Linked DNA regions of Mus musculus: region 1 is linked to region 2. The links are chromatin loops, found by intact Hi-C in ENCODE. Cell type or tissue: heart. All regions are shown on one strand.

Region 1 (8,000 bases), 210 kb after region 2:
GTTTTGTTGGTTTTTTTTTTTTTTGAGACTGGGACTTACTTTGTAGCCCTGGCTGGCCTAGAACTTGCTGTGTAGAGCAGGCTGGCTTTAAACTCACAGAGAATCGCCACTCAGTACTAGGGTTAAAGGTATGTGCCACTACACCTATTGTCATAACTAGACTTTGTTCTGGTCTCTGTTTTAGAATTGAATTTCCAATGACCTACACAGTTCATTTGATCTCTGAATTTGGGGCCCTGTCCTGTTAGGTTATAGACCCAACAATCCTCAAACAGTTACCAGCTCTCGACCACCAGTTTGAGTCCCACAGCATCTCTCCCTGAATTTGATGGTTCTGTGTCAGCTTGAGCCTGGCTAGCTGCTGCCCTTGTGCCCTTCACTGACAACAGCTTTATGAACTTTATCCTGATATGAAATCTTAAACATGCCTGCTCACGCCAAAAATCCCAAGATCCAGCCTCATGCTAATGAATGTGTTCAGTACTGATTCTGAGGTAGGATAAAAAGATAGGGGAAAATTTTTTTTGAAATTGGGTCTTTGGCTGGCAAGATGACACAGTAGAGACAGGCTCTTGCCAAATAAGCCTACTTACCTGAGTTTGATCCCTAGAACCCATAAGGTAGTAGGAGAAAACCAACTCCTGAGAGTGTCTTACAGTTGGCACACATGGGCAGCAAGCCCCAGTGAAGCTCTCGTCTGTTTCCCACAGTGAGTTCACTACCATGCCACAGCATTCACCTGGGTGCTTGTGTTTCATAGGGAGCATCTGTGACCATCTCTTCAACAGCACCTCAACTCATTTTCTTCAGTAGTGTAGCCACTTTCAAGTTGCCTGTGCACCAGCAAAAAAACTTTCCCGTGTACATTCAAGCATCTCTAATAAACCTAGTGGGTCACAAATGAAAGATGTGACATTAGGATGGGCACTTGGGAAAGAAGAAGGGGTCCAGTGCAAGAGGCAGAGTGATGAGGAAGTAATGGGGTGCAATGACAAAAATACAGTATATACATATATGAAATAGAGAATAATACAGTGTATATATTTTCATATATATATATATATATATATATATATATATATGAATAGAGAATAATACAGTCAGAGAATAATAAAAAGTGTTTAACCTCCATATGGCTCAGTATAGCAAGAGTTTCTTTGACCTTTGTGGCCTTATCAGCCTGTATAATCTCCTTACAGAAAAAAAAAGTGGAGAGTCCTCTTAGGATCCCTTTGAACAACTTATGTAGTCAGGTGTGGTAGTGCACACCTTTGATTCCAGCACACAGGAGGCAGAGGCAGATGGATCTTGGAGTTCGAGACTAGCCTGGTATGTAGAGCAAGTCTTGAAACAGTCAGGGCTACACAGAGAAATCCTGAGGGGAAAACAAAAACAAAAACAAAAAACAAAACAAACACACAAAAACCAAAAACCAAGGAAGCAGGGTATATCACTGTATCACTAATCGTCATGGCTAGGCATTGGGCCAGCCTGGTAAATTAGTCAAGAGGACACATCCCTCTGCGGATGTGACTCAGTGCAGACAGAGCCTTGCCTGGCATGCATGAGGCCCTTGTTTAGTCTTCAGTATAGCTTACATCATAGAACAAGCACTCAAGAGCCAATGATAGGAAGAATCATCTAGAAACAAAAGATCTACCTAATGCATGTGTGGAAGGTTAGGCACACAGACAGTGACCAGAGAGACTAGGAGGCCAAGAGCCTTTCATCCCAGCACTCATGAAGCAGAGATGGGCAGATCTCTGTGAGCCTGAGGCCACCTGGTCTGCATAGGAAGTTCCAGGCCAGCCAGAGCTATCCAGTCTCAGCAAAACGGAACAAAATAGAAACAGAAGGCTTGAGAGACGGCTCCTTAGGTAAGAGTGCTTGCTGCTCTTGTAGAGAACCAGTTCAGTCCCAGCATCTGCACTGAGCAGTTCACAACTGCCTATTAACTCCAACTCCAGGGGATCTGATACCTTCTCCTGACCTCGGTAGGCACCCACCAAAACGTGCCATTCACTCTCACAGATGCATAAACATAAATAAAAGTATTTTTTAAAAATAATAAAATAAAATAATCTTTTCTTTTAATAGAAAGAAAGGCACCAAGACAGGAACCACACCCATGAGCATGGGTGTGGACCCCTCAAAGAGGAGTTGCCGTTATCAAAAGGCTGTAAACAGATGTTTTTGGTTTTGTTTTTCTTTTCTCTCTTTCTTTCTTTTTTTTTTTTTAAAGATTTATTATTATGTAAGTACAAGGTAGCTGTCTTTAGACACATTAGAAGAGGGCACCTGATCCCATTACAGATGGTTGTGAGCCACCATGTGCTTGCTGGGATTTGAACTCAGGACCTCTGGAAGAGCAGTAAGTGCACTTAGCGGCTGAGCCATCTCTCCAGCCCTTTCTTTTTCTTTTTAAAAACACTTTTAAAGGTTATTTTTCCTTTACGTTTAATTTCTTTGCTTTGTGTGTATGTATGCACATGTGCACCAGGGCACACTCATGTACCAGAAGGTACCTAGTGAAAGTCTGCTCTTTCCTTCCACCCTTTGGGACCCAGGAATCACACCTAGGTCATCAGGCTTGCTGGAGAGTCTTTACTTCCTGGGCCCTCTTTTTACTTTTTGATAGGTGAGGTTATCCATGACTCCAATGGTCTTGGATGGATTTTATCTGATAAAGTAAAACCGGAACCTGACAGGGCTGTACAAGACTTTGTATATGTCCTTTCCTTGTAAAGTATTTTCTGGTGAGGTTTTAAGAAAATTGCCGGTCTGTAGACAGGAAGGGAGGAAGGCCTCACACATTTGCCAATTGTGCTGTGATTTTTTTTTCCTTCTCAGATGGAGGAGGCTTTAGCCAGGCTTTGGGGTCAGGAGCTCCTTTCCTTTGCAGGCTCCCACAGCTCTTCTTTCTTTCTTTCTTTCTTTCTTTCTTTCTTTCTTTCTTTCTTTCTTTCTTTCTTTCTTCCTTCCTTCCTTCCTTTCTTTCTTTCTTTCTCTCTTTCTCTCTTTCTCTCTTTCTCTCTTTCTCTCTTTCTCTCTTTCTCTCTTTCTCTCTTTCTCTCTTTCTCTCTTTCTCTCTTTCTCTCTTTCTCTCTTTCTCTCTTTCTCTCTTTCTCTCCTGTCTGTGAGTAGTCTCAGCAAGAGGTCAGAGCTGTGGAGGTCAAGTACCAGGCAGAGAATTCCCCAAGGAAGTCCTCATTCTCAGGCGAAACAGTGTCTGGAAATAACGTTCACTCTTGCGTAAGGGACATGGGTTGCTCTGGACTGGCCTTTCCTTTTCCTACTGCTAACAAATGGTTTGGCTACACAACATGAGAGCTGCCAATTTCCTTCACTTTTGGGCAGTGTCCGCTGCTCTCTCTCTCCCTGGGTACTATAAAGTTCTTAATCGGGACCAGCAGATGCTTCTGCACTGATTCTATTTTGGCAAGAGACTCCGAGCATCTGGGGACAAGTTGAGAACTGGAAATAGATCCTGCCCATTGACTCAGCCTGACAGGACGGCTTGCTTCTTAATCCCACACCAAGTAAGGACTTATCAGTGGGGAGGACATACTAGTGGATCCCTCTCTGGGTCTGGTTTTGTTCCAGAGGTGTCTTTTATATTGAAACAGAAGTAGGGACAGCTGGTACAATGTTATATTCTCCCTCTTGAAAACTAACAAAGTCATATAGTTCGAAAGTCTGGTGACATTCCTCCTCCTGTGAAGCAGGAATTTCACAGAGCACTACCCCTCTTTAGGCCATCTGGGGAAGCAATCTCTCGTCTCACAGAGTAGAGGAGCTCAAGGTCTACTTCCTTCCTTTAAGCTAGAGAGCTTGTCATTTCATCCACCCTAGGGTAAAGGTCTATATTCCTGTGATGATTTGTATATTCTTGGGCCAGGGAGTGGCACCATTTGGAGGTGTGGCCTTGTTGGAATAGGTGTATCACTATGGGCGTGGGCTTAAGACCCTCACCCTAGTTGCCTGGAAGTCAGTCTTCCACTAGCAGCCTTTGAATGAAGATGTAGAACTCTCAGCTCTTCCTGCGCCATGCCTGCCTGGATACTGCCATGCTCCCACCTTGATGATAATGGACTTAACCTCTGAACCTGTAAGCCAGCCCCAATTAAATGTTGTTTTTATAAGACTTGCCTTGGTCATGGTGTCTGTTCACAGCAGTAAAACCCTAACTAAGACAATTCCATTTGTTTGGTCTTTTGAAACAATGTCTTAGGCTGAATCCCAGGCTGGCCTGGGACTTACTGGGTAGACCAATGCTGTCAAACTTTCAGTAATCCCCCTGCCTCTGCAATGTTGGGATTACAGGTGGGAATCATCACGCCTATCTCAAAAACTTAACATTATCTGATAGGTAAATTACATTCTATTCCTGCTTTACCTGCAAGAATTGATAGCAAAAGCGGGAACATTTGTTTACAAGGAAATATTCCTTTACCATTGGATTCATGAATAAAGATTGATGCATCCCATCTTTCCCTCCTAACCCTTTCCCTGCTGTAAACTCTGACAGCTCTGGTCAACCAACAGTGTCCCTGAGGTGCCCTGTGGTGAGGAATCTTCCCCCCACCCCCCAAGATTTATTATTTCATGTATGAGTGTTCTATCTGCATATACACCTGCATGCCAGCATAGGGGATTATATCACATTATAGATAGTTGTGAGTCACCATGTGGGTGTTGGGAATTGAACTCAGGACCTCTGGAAGCCAGTACTTTTAACCAAAATAGAATCAGTGCAGAAGCATCTCTCTAGCCCAAGGGTTCTTTAAATGAATGTGGATCCCATTACCTCAGCTTGGAGCCCAGCTCTAGAGGTTCTGACTAAGTAACCTTAGATAAGTTACACGATTTCTAGTTTTTGCTTCTCTAAACTAGTGTGATATTTAAATCCCAGGTTGTATCTGAGAGTGTCTGGGGATTAATTTTAGTAGAGAAGCACTTCCTGGCACGCACAAATTCTGGATTCCATTTCTATCATATATATAGTGTCTCACATACTACAGATATTCTACCAGCTGTCCTGAGGATGAGACGTTGTTCTCATAAGTTTTTGATCACAGAACAGTTTGCACCTGAGATTGTCCTGTCATGATACACAATTTGACTTGTGGTTTTTGGGTGCTGGGGAAATAATCATGGTCTTATAAATGTTATTACACAGCATTTATGTTTATTAAACATAAATGTTTCATCCCTGACTTTAAAAAAAAAAGTCACCTGGATGTAATGATTCACACTTGTACTTCCAGCCCTTGGGAGGCTGAGGTGGGAGGATTGCTGCAAGTTAATGGCTGGCCTGGGCTATAATGTAACACCTGGCAGAGAGAGAGAGAGAGAGAGAGAGAGAGAGAGAGAGAGAGAGAGAGAGAGAGAGAGAGAGAGAGAGAGAGAGAGAGAGAGAACATTGCTATGTAGAGCTGTGATCTTAGCACTTGGGAGAGAAACAGGAGAATATCATGCTACTGCTACATCTATTTGATATGCATAATTAATGTGTTAAATTAATAGAACAAAACCTTTAAAAGTTAAACTAGGGATGGTAAGATGGCCCACCTAGGAAAAGCATTCACCAAGCAAGCTTGATGGCATGAGTTCAATCCCTGGAGTCTACATTAAAATGGAAGGAGAGTCGTGACTTCCAAAAGTTGTTTTTCTTCATCTATACACACATATATATATACACACAGGCATGTTATTAATAGAGGGAGAGGGAGGGGAAGGGAGACAGAGGGGGAGGAGAAGGAGAAGAGGAGAGGAAGGAGGAGGAGGAGAGAAGAAGAAGAGGAAGAGGAAGAAGAAATGAAGATATTTGGCAAAGGGAAAAGTTAAAAGGTAGGAAAGATAATGAGGCATGGATAGAAAGAGAAAATTATAGGAACATGCGAAGGGAAAGGGGCCCTTGACCCCAGAGTGTGGCTGAAGCTTCCTTTTAGCAGCTGAATTCTCCCACACAGTTAACAATGGCTTAAGGCCTTCCTCCCTTTCCAGTTGTAAACCTGCCATTTTCTAGAAATCTCACTTAAAACTCCTTTTACCGCTTCTGCAGTCCCGAGGGCTCCTGGCTAAAAACCGTGACATTGTACAATATCGATAGTTCACCATGCTGGGCTGGGACTCTCCCTTGCGGAGTCACATTTGGGTATGTCGTGCTTTCTGCAGCTTTTCTTTAAGAAGACCATGTCCTCGCCCTTAGGTGTGCTTTTATTTTTTTTCAGGGCTGTCTTTCTTTCTAACTTTAATAAAATCCCAGGTCTGTGTCACACTCACTAGTCCTGAAATTCTTTTCTAAGTTCCAGAACAATCAAGGGAGCGCCTCTGGATGCTAAGGATAACAGAGTGGAGCTGTGCCTTATTCCCTCAGTGCTAACAGTAATACCTAGGGTTAAGAACATATCATCTTGGACTGGAAAGATGCCTCAATGGTTAAAAGTGCTTGCTGTCAAGCCTGATTGATAGGTTCCTGTTTAAAAAAAAAAAAAAAAAAAAAAAAAGACTACACTTTCCAGCGTCCCTTGCGGCCGGAAGGGCGGGACTATGGAAGGAAATGTAATGCAGTAAATTTTACTCCCTTATAAAGGTCGCTGTTTCTCCTCTCCCGCGCCCTTTTAAGCATTCTCTCCTCCACGTGTATGGTATTTGATATATGGCTCAGTTTCCCGTAGTGAGATTTATGCTCCCTCGGTGTGTAGTCAATAAACATGTTTCCGTCTGCGTAAGGCCAGACGTGCTTCTCTTTTTCTGCCTTTGCATCTCTTGAAGATGCATCAGAATCAGGTGGTAGAGGTACACACCTTTAATACTAGCACTTGGAAGGCAGAGGTAAGCATATTTTTTCTACGTTCGGGGCAGCCTGATCTACAGAGTGAATTAATTACACGACAGCCTGAGCTACACAGTGAAACCCTGTCTTAAAAAAAGAAAGAGAGCCGGGCGTTGGTGGCGCTCGCCTTTAATCCCAGCACTCGGGAGGCAGAGGCAGGCGGATTTCTGAGTTCGAGGCCAGCCTGGTCTACAAAGTGAGTTCCAGGACAGCCAGAACTACACAGAGAAACCCTGTTTTGAAAAACCAAAAAAAAAAAAAAAAAAAAAAAAAAAAAAAAAAAAAAAAAACAAGAAGAAGAAGAAAAGGGGAAAAAAAAAAAGCATCAGAAATCTAACACACATGTTCTGAGGATTCAGTCCTTGGGATCTACATGGTAGGAGAGAACTGATTCTCACAAGCTGCACAAGCTGTCCTATGCTCTGAGCTCCACATGCACACGGTGGCACATGGTACCGCACATAATAAATACAATATAATCTTTAATATAGTATACTAATACCTAAGTATCTAAAATTTACTTCTAAACTTCTGAATAGGCACAACTGTGACTCATTTTTTCAGGGAAGACCAAATCTATTACAAGACTTCGGTGTCCAGAAAAAAATGAAGCAAGAATCGGGATCTGGGAAAGGGCAGCAGGTGTTGTGTGTGGCTGAGGAGGTGATGAGAAGCTCCTGAGGCTGTCCCCTAAGAGGCAAAAAAATGAATGAAGAAGATAGGGCTTCAATCAGCGCCAAGCCTGCCCCCCCTGCCCCCCTCCCCCGCGCACGCGCACTTGTGAGGCAGCGCTCACTCCTTCACAGTCCTGTGGAGCCTGCTGTAGGAGTCAAAGCACACCCTCCCAAACTGAAGAAACTTATGGACAAGAAGTTATCATTGAAGTTAAACGGAGGCAGACACGTACAAGGAATGCCACAGGGCTTTGATCCCTTTATGAACCTTGTGATTGATGAGCGTGTGGAGATTGCAAATGGTAGGCAACAGAATAACATCGGAACGGTGGTCAGGTGGGGAAATGGCATCATCATGTCAGAAGCCTTGGAAAGAGTAGACACTGTCCAGCAATGGCGTCCACATCCCTCCCCAAAGGGCCTGTTTGATTGTGCTGTAGAATTGGGTCATGTACATTTTCATATGAAACTTTTTGCAAAATAAACTT
Region 2 (8,000 bases):
GTTTCAAAAGCCTCTGTCAGGACTACTCATTCTCCCTGTCTCTTCTCTCTGGGGTTGCTGTTTGTGGATCAGGATGTAAAGTTCTCAGCTACTGCTCTAGCACTACACCTGTTTTCTTCCCACCATAATGACCATTGACTAACCCCTCAACTAATGTTCTCTTATGAGATGCTTTGGTCATGGTGTCTCCTCAGAGCACTAGAACAGTAACTAAGACAGGTGGCAATCTTTTGAAAAAGTCCATACAGATTTGTGTATAATTTAAGTAACTAATTTACAAGCCAGGCATGGTATCTCATACCTGCAATCACGGCAGTCTAGATGCAGAGAAAGGAGTACTTCTGGGAATTCTGGGCCAGCATGCACTACATAGTGAGTTCCAGGGCACCCTAGGCTATATATGGAGACTCTGTCTCAAAAAAAACCAAAACCAAAACAAACAAACAAACAAACAAACCTTAAACTAACATGCTAGCCAGTTTTATGTCAACTTGACACAAGGCCACATCTGGGAAGGAGTCCCAATTGGGAAAAGACCTCACACACCAGATTTACCTGTGAACAAGCCTCAGGTAGACTTTCTTGATTGATGATTGATATGGGAGGGCCCAGCTCATTGTGAGTGTTGATCCTGAGTGCTTTAAGAAAGCAGGCTGAGCAAGCTACGTGGAGTAGCCCTGTTCATGGTGTTCTTTAGTGGCTTCCACTTCAGTCTCTGCCTGGCCCTGACTTCTCTAGATGATAAAACTCCAACTCTGTTTGGTGTAACTAATACACCAAACAGACAAACAAACCCTGTAATACTTTGTTCATATAGGAAACTAACTTCTTTATCCTAGTTCATATAGGAAACTAACTTCTTTATCCTAGTTTATAAATTAAAGAAATAAAAGTGGGGCACGGGGCAGGACATGGTTCAGCAGTTAAGAGTATTTATTACTATTGTAGTGGACCAAGATTCAGCAGCCACATGGTGACTCACAACCATTTATAGTTCCAATTTCAGGGGGCCCAATACCCTGCTATGACTGCCTCATGGTTCAGAGATATACACACAGGCAAAATACTCAAACACGTAAAACAAAACAAAATAAAACTAGACCTTAAGGGGGAAAGTAGGATTCTCAACATTACTTTAGGGTGGGGCAGAAATTCAGCACTTGTAATCTCCTACTATAGCCTCACAAGTGATGGGAGTAAATTATCTTTTTTTAAATAAAACTGGCAGTGCAGAGACATTATAAAGTGTTACTCAAAAATGGACTGAGAACTATAACAAAAGCAAAACCCAAGTTCTTTGCTGAGATTTTGGACTTCAAAAAAATTAAAAGCTTTTGTGCATCAAAAACAACCATCTGTAGGGATCTGAAACTCTTTTGTGGGTTCTGTGATATGTAGGCCAAACATTATACACATAAAGTAAAAAAATAAATCTTAAAAAAAAGTGTCCAACAGAAGAAACAATGGAATTTTTGTGCTCTAAATTACGGATGTAAGAATGATATGTTTTACAGAAAATAGCATTGCAATTCCAAAAAAAAAAAAAAAAAAAAAAAAACAGAAGCACTGTTTATATAACCCAGTAGTTGTAGAGCATTCATAGAGCTGAGTGCAGGATGTCTGGCAGGTATTTACACATCTCTGGCCATAGCAGCATTGTTCACAACAGCAAAGGTAGATAAATGAAAGAATAGACAATATACTGCACATGCAATGAAGGATGCATTTAGTTTTAAAAAAAAGTATACACTGCATGAGTGAACCTAAGAACTTCATGCTAAGGGAAACGAGCCTGTCAGAGATGTCTCATGATCCCTAGATCATGAGATCATGATGTGGACAGATCCCTAGAGTGGTCAAATTCAGAGAGAAAAGACACTAACACTATAATGGTGAATGCCAGGGGCTATGAAAGGAAGGAATGTCAAGTTAGTATTTAATGGACACACTGAGTTTCATGCAGAAAATGAAGAAGTTCTAGATGGCATTGGTGGTCATATAACAGCATGCATGTTCTTAATGTCACAGAATAGTGAATCTTAAAAGTTTTATGCTATGTATAAATAAAAATGCCCCCAAGGCTGAGGAGATTAATCAATAGGTAGAGCACTTACCACTTACCTCTAGGGGGACCAGAGTTCAGCTCCTCAGCACCCACATAAATGTCAACTAAGCATGGTAGCTGCCTGCAATGCCAGCAGTCAGAAGGCAGAGATAAGGGATCCCTGAGGTAAGCTAGCTAGCAAGACCAACCATGCCAGTAAGAGACCCTCCCTCAGGAAATAAAGTGAACAGCAATGAAGACGTCCAGCTTCCATCTCTGGCCTCCACATGACCCCACCCCCACCCCCACCCCCACCCCCCCCCCCCCCCCGCACACACAAAAGCATCCTGAAGCAGACTAATATTGGCATCAGGAGGGAGGCAGACACAGAGAGGAAGGCCCACCTCTGCACTCCCACAGCATACATACCTGGATTTCAAGCTCAGCAATGTGCTGCTGCAGCTCAGCCACGGCCGCGATGCTATCAGCTTCCCGGAGCCGCACAGCCATGACTTCCTCCTTGTTCTACAGCAGCAAACAAGACACAGCAACAAAACAGGTGAGTTCAAAAAGCAAGCATTTTCAAAATATTAAGGTGTATAAACTGCACATTAGCATTACCCAGCAGTGTCTGAGCAGCCTGGTATAAACAACCACAACAAACAGGACAAAAACAACTTAGAAGTGGCCATTTATCAATTCAGATCAGGTTCTGCCTCCAAATGAACCTGTGTAAAATTTAAGAAAAAACTTTTGTGATTCAGGTGTTCGGGATTGTAAAACTGGGAATTATAGGCTTTTACTATTTAAAGTGAGAATATTCAAATTAATTTTGATATTCGAGTAGAGTGAAAATAATGTTAATACAAATACTATCCAGATACTTTATATAAGTGAAAAATGAGCTTTAAAGATTACTCAAAGACAAATCATAAGCCTTAATCACAAAAAACCTTAATGAAAATGAATCTACCTATATAACTAAGGGACTGGCTTCCTTGAAAAGTTACAGTTCTTATGGAATTGTTACACTTTAACAAGGGAAATAAACAGGTTACTGGGTGTCAGAATGACAATTAATACACTAACATTAATTCCAAGATCTGCAAAAGGCAATAGAGAAGGCTGAATCAACTTAGAGCTCGCACACAAGGGTATATCAGAGCTAGTGTCCTCAGTGTACTTCACAAGGCAAAGATGAACAAATAAAAACTAAGAAAAAAATCCTGTATCCATCTGCCGAGTCTCCTTTTCTGAGTCTTTATTCATTACTTAGAAAAATTCAAAACAAGTATCTTCATAACTGAACATTTTTTTTTATTTTGCTAACAGGTGCTAAAACAATATTAAATTCAGAAACACTGTTACCAAAATGTTTAAAGAAAACTGACATCCATATAGAGAAAATTAAATTTAATACTCTGTTAATGATGAATCGGCAAGGGCAATGTGGCATTACGGTCTGCCAGCTACCACTGTGACAAGTCACAGGGACGTAACCTCACTGTGCACTACCTTATTTCTAAATGAATCCAGTTGCAATTTAGAAAGGGTCAATTCTTCAAGTTAGTACAATTCTACTGCTGCCTACAGATTTCTTCAGTCTAAATTCTAACGGCCATGAATATTGATTAGGATGTAATTTCATCTCTGGATTTCAATGACACTGATAAACCACTCAAGCTTCACTCTTGGTTTTAATGACACCAGGACGAGTTGATGGAATTACAGCTTTATATGTGCCACTGAAAGTCTTATTTTTCATAGAATAATAAAGCTTGCATATATGAGACCTACCATCTGCTAAGGAGATTAGTACTTTCTGTTAAAAGTTTCACAACTTCCCTTCAGGAATCCGCACTAGGCCTCAGATGGCATGCATCTCTTTAGTGATTTTCACACACACTTGTGCGTGTGTGTCCGTGCTGTTCTCCACTTGATGGCGCCAGCCAACTGTCCTCATTACCTAAAGCTACTTAAGTTCCTTTCATAAAAAAGGAATTTATTTTAATGCAATTTATTTTGAAAGCTTAACAGAAATTGTGCTCATTTTTCTTAACCCACTTGCGCACATACATTTCTCCTGCTCTCTCTGTTACACAAAAACATTAGTTGTGACTGCCTGCCTGCTAATATGATGAGTCAAGGGAGGAACTTCAACCTCTGCAATTACCTGCATTTTCAGGTGAGCCATTACAAGCTGCATTTTAAAGGGCTAACCCTCAAAAGGCACATCACAAAGGAGCATTAGTTAAGACATTAACTTAATCAAGGTTAAGGTTAAAACTGAGGTTTCCTCCCTGAAACTTACCCTCTGAACAAAATGAGCTAACCTTGTCTGAGAACAACCACTAAAACAAGACCAGGAAAAAAGAAGGAAAATTTACTCTGGGTGTGGCACATGCCTGTGATCCCAGCAATAAGAGACAGAGGTAAAAGAATCAATGGGATTTTGAAGCCAGTTTGGTCTATAAAGCAAAATCCAGGCTAGCCAGGGCTATATATTCAAAGTCTGTTTTCAAAAACAAACAAAACAAAACCACAAAACCCAATCCTGATAAATGTATAAAGCCCTACTGCACTGACACTCACCTTGCATTCAATCTCTGCCTGTCTGCGCTTTGCCTCACTTAACTGGGCAAGCAAGCCCTTGTTCTTCACAGACAGCGAGCACACCTTCTCCTGCAGACTGTTCACCTCTTGCTCCGCTCTTCGAAGTTGGTTACTATTGATCTGGTTCTAGTGAGAAATGCAAATAGACACACTATAGATAAAGGATGGAAATTTTTAATAATTTTTTATCTGTCCATCTTATACTTCAACAGCCTTATAAAAAGTTACTTAAAATGTGTACTAAAATGGAAGAAAGATATACAACAGCTTTTTATATATTACTTATTTAAATTACTTAATTATATTATTATATTAGTATAATTTTAGTATAATAATCCTCCGCCAATTGTGTGGCATATGTAGTTCCTGTAATTGAAAGGATGAGGAAGGATGTTCAGTAAGAGTTTAAGGACAGCCTGGGCTACACAGTGAATCTGAGGACATCCCATTCTATATAGACCTCAAAAAAAAACAAAACAAAACAAAAAAAAACCAAAAAAACAAAAAGAAAGAGAGAGAGAGAGAGAGAGAGAGAGAGAGAGAGAGAGAGAAAGGAAAAGAAAAGAAAAGAAAAGAAAAGAAAAGAAAAAAGAAAAGAAAAATCTTTAAAAGAAAAAGACCTGAATTCTCCGAAAGAATATTACAAACTCTTAACCAACACATTAGCCAGGCATTGTTGCCCACACCTGCAATCCCAGTATTTAGAAGGTAGATGCAAGAAGGTCAGGAGTACTAGACCAGCTTTGTCTTTGTAGTGAGTTTGAGGTTAGCCTGGGCTACATGAGATCCTGCTTCAAAATGCTAGAAATACTAAAAATTCTAGACCTCAATATATCATTTATACAAAAAAAAAATCTATAAGCTTTGTCTTATGAGCTACCACTGAAGCACATAACTCTATTTCAGAGGGATGTTCCTTCAACACGGCTGCAAAGAATTTTCCAACAATGAAATACAAAACCACAACTTAAGACTTAATTGTGCGTGAGAACAGTGCATGACAAAAAAGAAGAGTATATTCTAATAATTTCTCATAGTGAGGTAATTTTATGACTTCAAATAAAATAAATGCTTAAATTATTAAAGATATAAAGGGAAGAAGAAAAGCATACTAAGAAGAGGAGCCATGAGAGGCCGTGCAGAAGTGGCAGAGCAGGGCAGGCCCAAAACCTCAGCACTTGAGACCCAAGATCAAGGCCACCCTGAAGAACACAGTGCCACTTCAAAGTCAGAGCAGGGGGAGGTGGAACAGTGAATTTGGCCAAAAATACTTTAATTTTTGAGCTACTGTCTTAGTATGTAGCTGGGTTAGTCTGGTACTCATAACCATTCTGGTTTTCCCTGCTGAATGTTGTAATTATAAATGTGTGTCACCAGGCTGGAGACATAGCTCAGTGGTTGAGAGCAGTCGCTGCTCTACCAGAGGAGCTGAGTTCAATTCCCAGCAACCACATGGTGGCTCACAACCATCTGTAATGGGATCTGATGCCCCCTTCTGGTGTGTCTGAAGACAACTACAGTGTGCTCATATACATATAATAAATAAGTCTTTTAAAAGATAATAAAGGTGTGTCATCATGTCTCTGAAATTTTGCAAATTTAAAAACTAATCAAATAAAATTTCTAAAAACCAATATAACTGCTGATACTAGGAATCCAATGAGGGCTGGAGCAACACCTCAGTAAGTTAAATGCTTGTCGTGTATGGCCACAAAGACTTCAGTTTTCATCTCTAACACCCAGCATAAAAGATGGGCATAGTGGCACATATCTGTAACCCCAACACTGGGGTGCAAACAGCAAGGGAAGACAGAGATAACGACCTCTAGAGCTCATTGGCACCTATCCTAGCCAATAAATGAACTCTAGGTTCAAAGGGAGACCTGTCCCAAAAAATAACATGAACAGTGATCCAGGAAGACACCCCAAGTCAACCTCTGGCCTCCATACTCACACCCAAACATATACAAATATGTACATATTCATAACACACACAATGAAAGGATTAAATATAAGATTAGGCATGAATACTGAAAAATATTAGTGTTGAAAAAGAATGTATAAGACACAGAAAATAAAAGAAGGTCCAATTTTTCAGCATTTTTAAAAAGCCATGTTAAGGTCCATTAATATTTGAGAAAATTTTATTCTTCCCCTGCCTGCCACAAAAAAAAAAAAAAAAAAAAAAAAAAAGAAAAGAAAAGAAAAGAAAAGAAAAGAAAAAAAAAGTGGGCAAAGTCTAGGCCTAGTTAGGTAAGGTTATATTCCCAGCTACTCAGGAGGCTGAGACAAGAGGATCACAAATTCCAAGCCAACTTGGACTATGCTGTGAAGTCAAGGCAAGTCCACGTGACTTGGTGAAACCATGACCCAAAGTAAGAAGAGGTTCAGAGTGCTAACGAAATATGCAAGTCAAGGAAAACACAGTATATATGAAGGAAAGAGAATGAAGGCACTTTCCAGCAAATATGTAATGCTTTAGAGATTGTTTTCAGCCTACAAAACTTTACTCAATTAAGTGCTCGTATAAGAATAAAGGCAACCTCAATTTCAGGAAGTCAGAGAAAGCCAAGTGGAATGATACACACACCTATAATCCTAGCTATTGCATGGATCATGAGTTTGAGGCCAGCCTGGGCAACAAAGAAGGAAGAGGGGAAGGGGAAGGAAGGAAAGGAAGGAAAGATGCAGCAGTCAGAATAAACAGAAGATTAGAAAGACCAAATCAAATGAACACTGAGCACAGACGACCACAGCGGCACCCAATCACCCAGAGGCTTACAAGCTGTGTACGAAATAATATGTAACATGCATGAACGCAGCAAGTTCTTCTGAGGGCCTGTTCAAAATCAAGATATAATTACTGCCTTTAGAATACATTTAACCAGGCAATTATTTCCAAATACCTCTGATACAAAAACAAAATGGAGGCTAAGGCTGAGGATTATCAGAAAACACCCTTGCCCCTCTAATTCCTTGCAACAGTAATAGAGGAATACTGCTGACTCCAGTCCCGACTCTAGGATATGACACAGAATACAGACAGGACAAAAGCTGTCTGGGAAACCAGCCCTCGTTCTGAAAATGAGGTAATGCCAAAGGAATTTGAACCCTGAAGTGCACTTCGCATAACCACAGAGCAAAACTCAGCTCAGCCCATCTGACAGTATTAACTCAAACTTGCCACATGAAAGGCCTGGCAGAGGGAAATATGTACCCATTGCTAGGCACAAAAACTATTTACCTTAGTTATTTATTGCCCTATACAAGATACCCAATTGCTGCTATCTAGCCCCTTCCCCATACTATGGATGTCTGTTTCAAGATAACCAATCTTTCTTGG

The links. Peaks named below come from ENCODE experiments on the same cell type or tissue, not always from the same donor. Only the 100,000 strongest peaks of a DNase experiment are listed, where the experiment ranks them.
Region 1: it touches region 2 in a loop (1.8-fold over the local background); 1 of 42 quality-filtered maps calls a loop at or near these places.

Annotation. Positions count from the first base shown.
Region 1 is chr5:107,994,595-108,002,594 of GRCm38, forward strand. Gm42150 (a long non-coding RNA gene) reads right to left here. Exons shown (of 3, transcript XR_880537.1): 2 at 740-886. Among named protein-coding and RNA genes, the nearest start is that of Gm42150, 4.2 kb to the right of the region's middle. In heart, a CTCF peak has its summit at 6,587; DNase peaks (open chromatin) are centred at 3,377 and 6,747; H3K4me3 peaks cover 623 bases; H3K27ac peaks cover 456 bases.
Region 2 is chr5:107,785,726-107,793,725 of GRCm38, forward strand. It overlaps Evi5 (ecotropic viral integration site 5), which reads right to left. Exons shown (of 20, transcript NM_001378824.1): 17 at 4,637-4,783; 18 at 2,474-2,569. Among named protein-coding and RNA genes, the nearest start is that of Ube2d2b, 40 kb to the right of the region's middle. In heart, a CTCF peak has its summit at 3,986 (motif pointing right); no DNase peak of the experiment used is centred here; H3K27ac peaks cover 673 bases.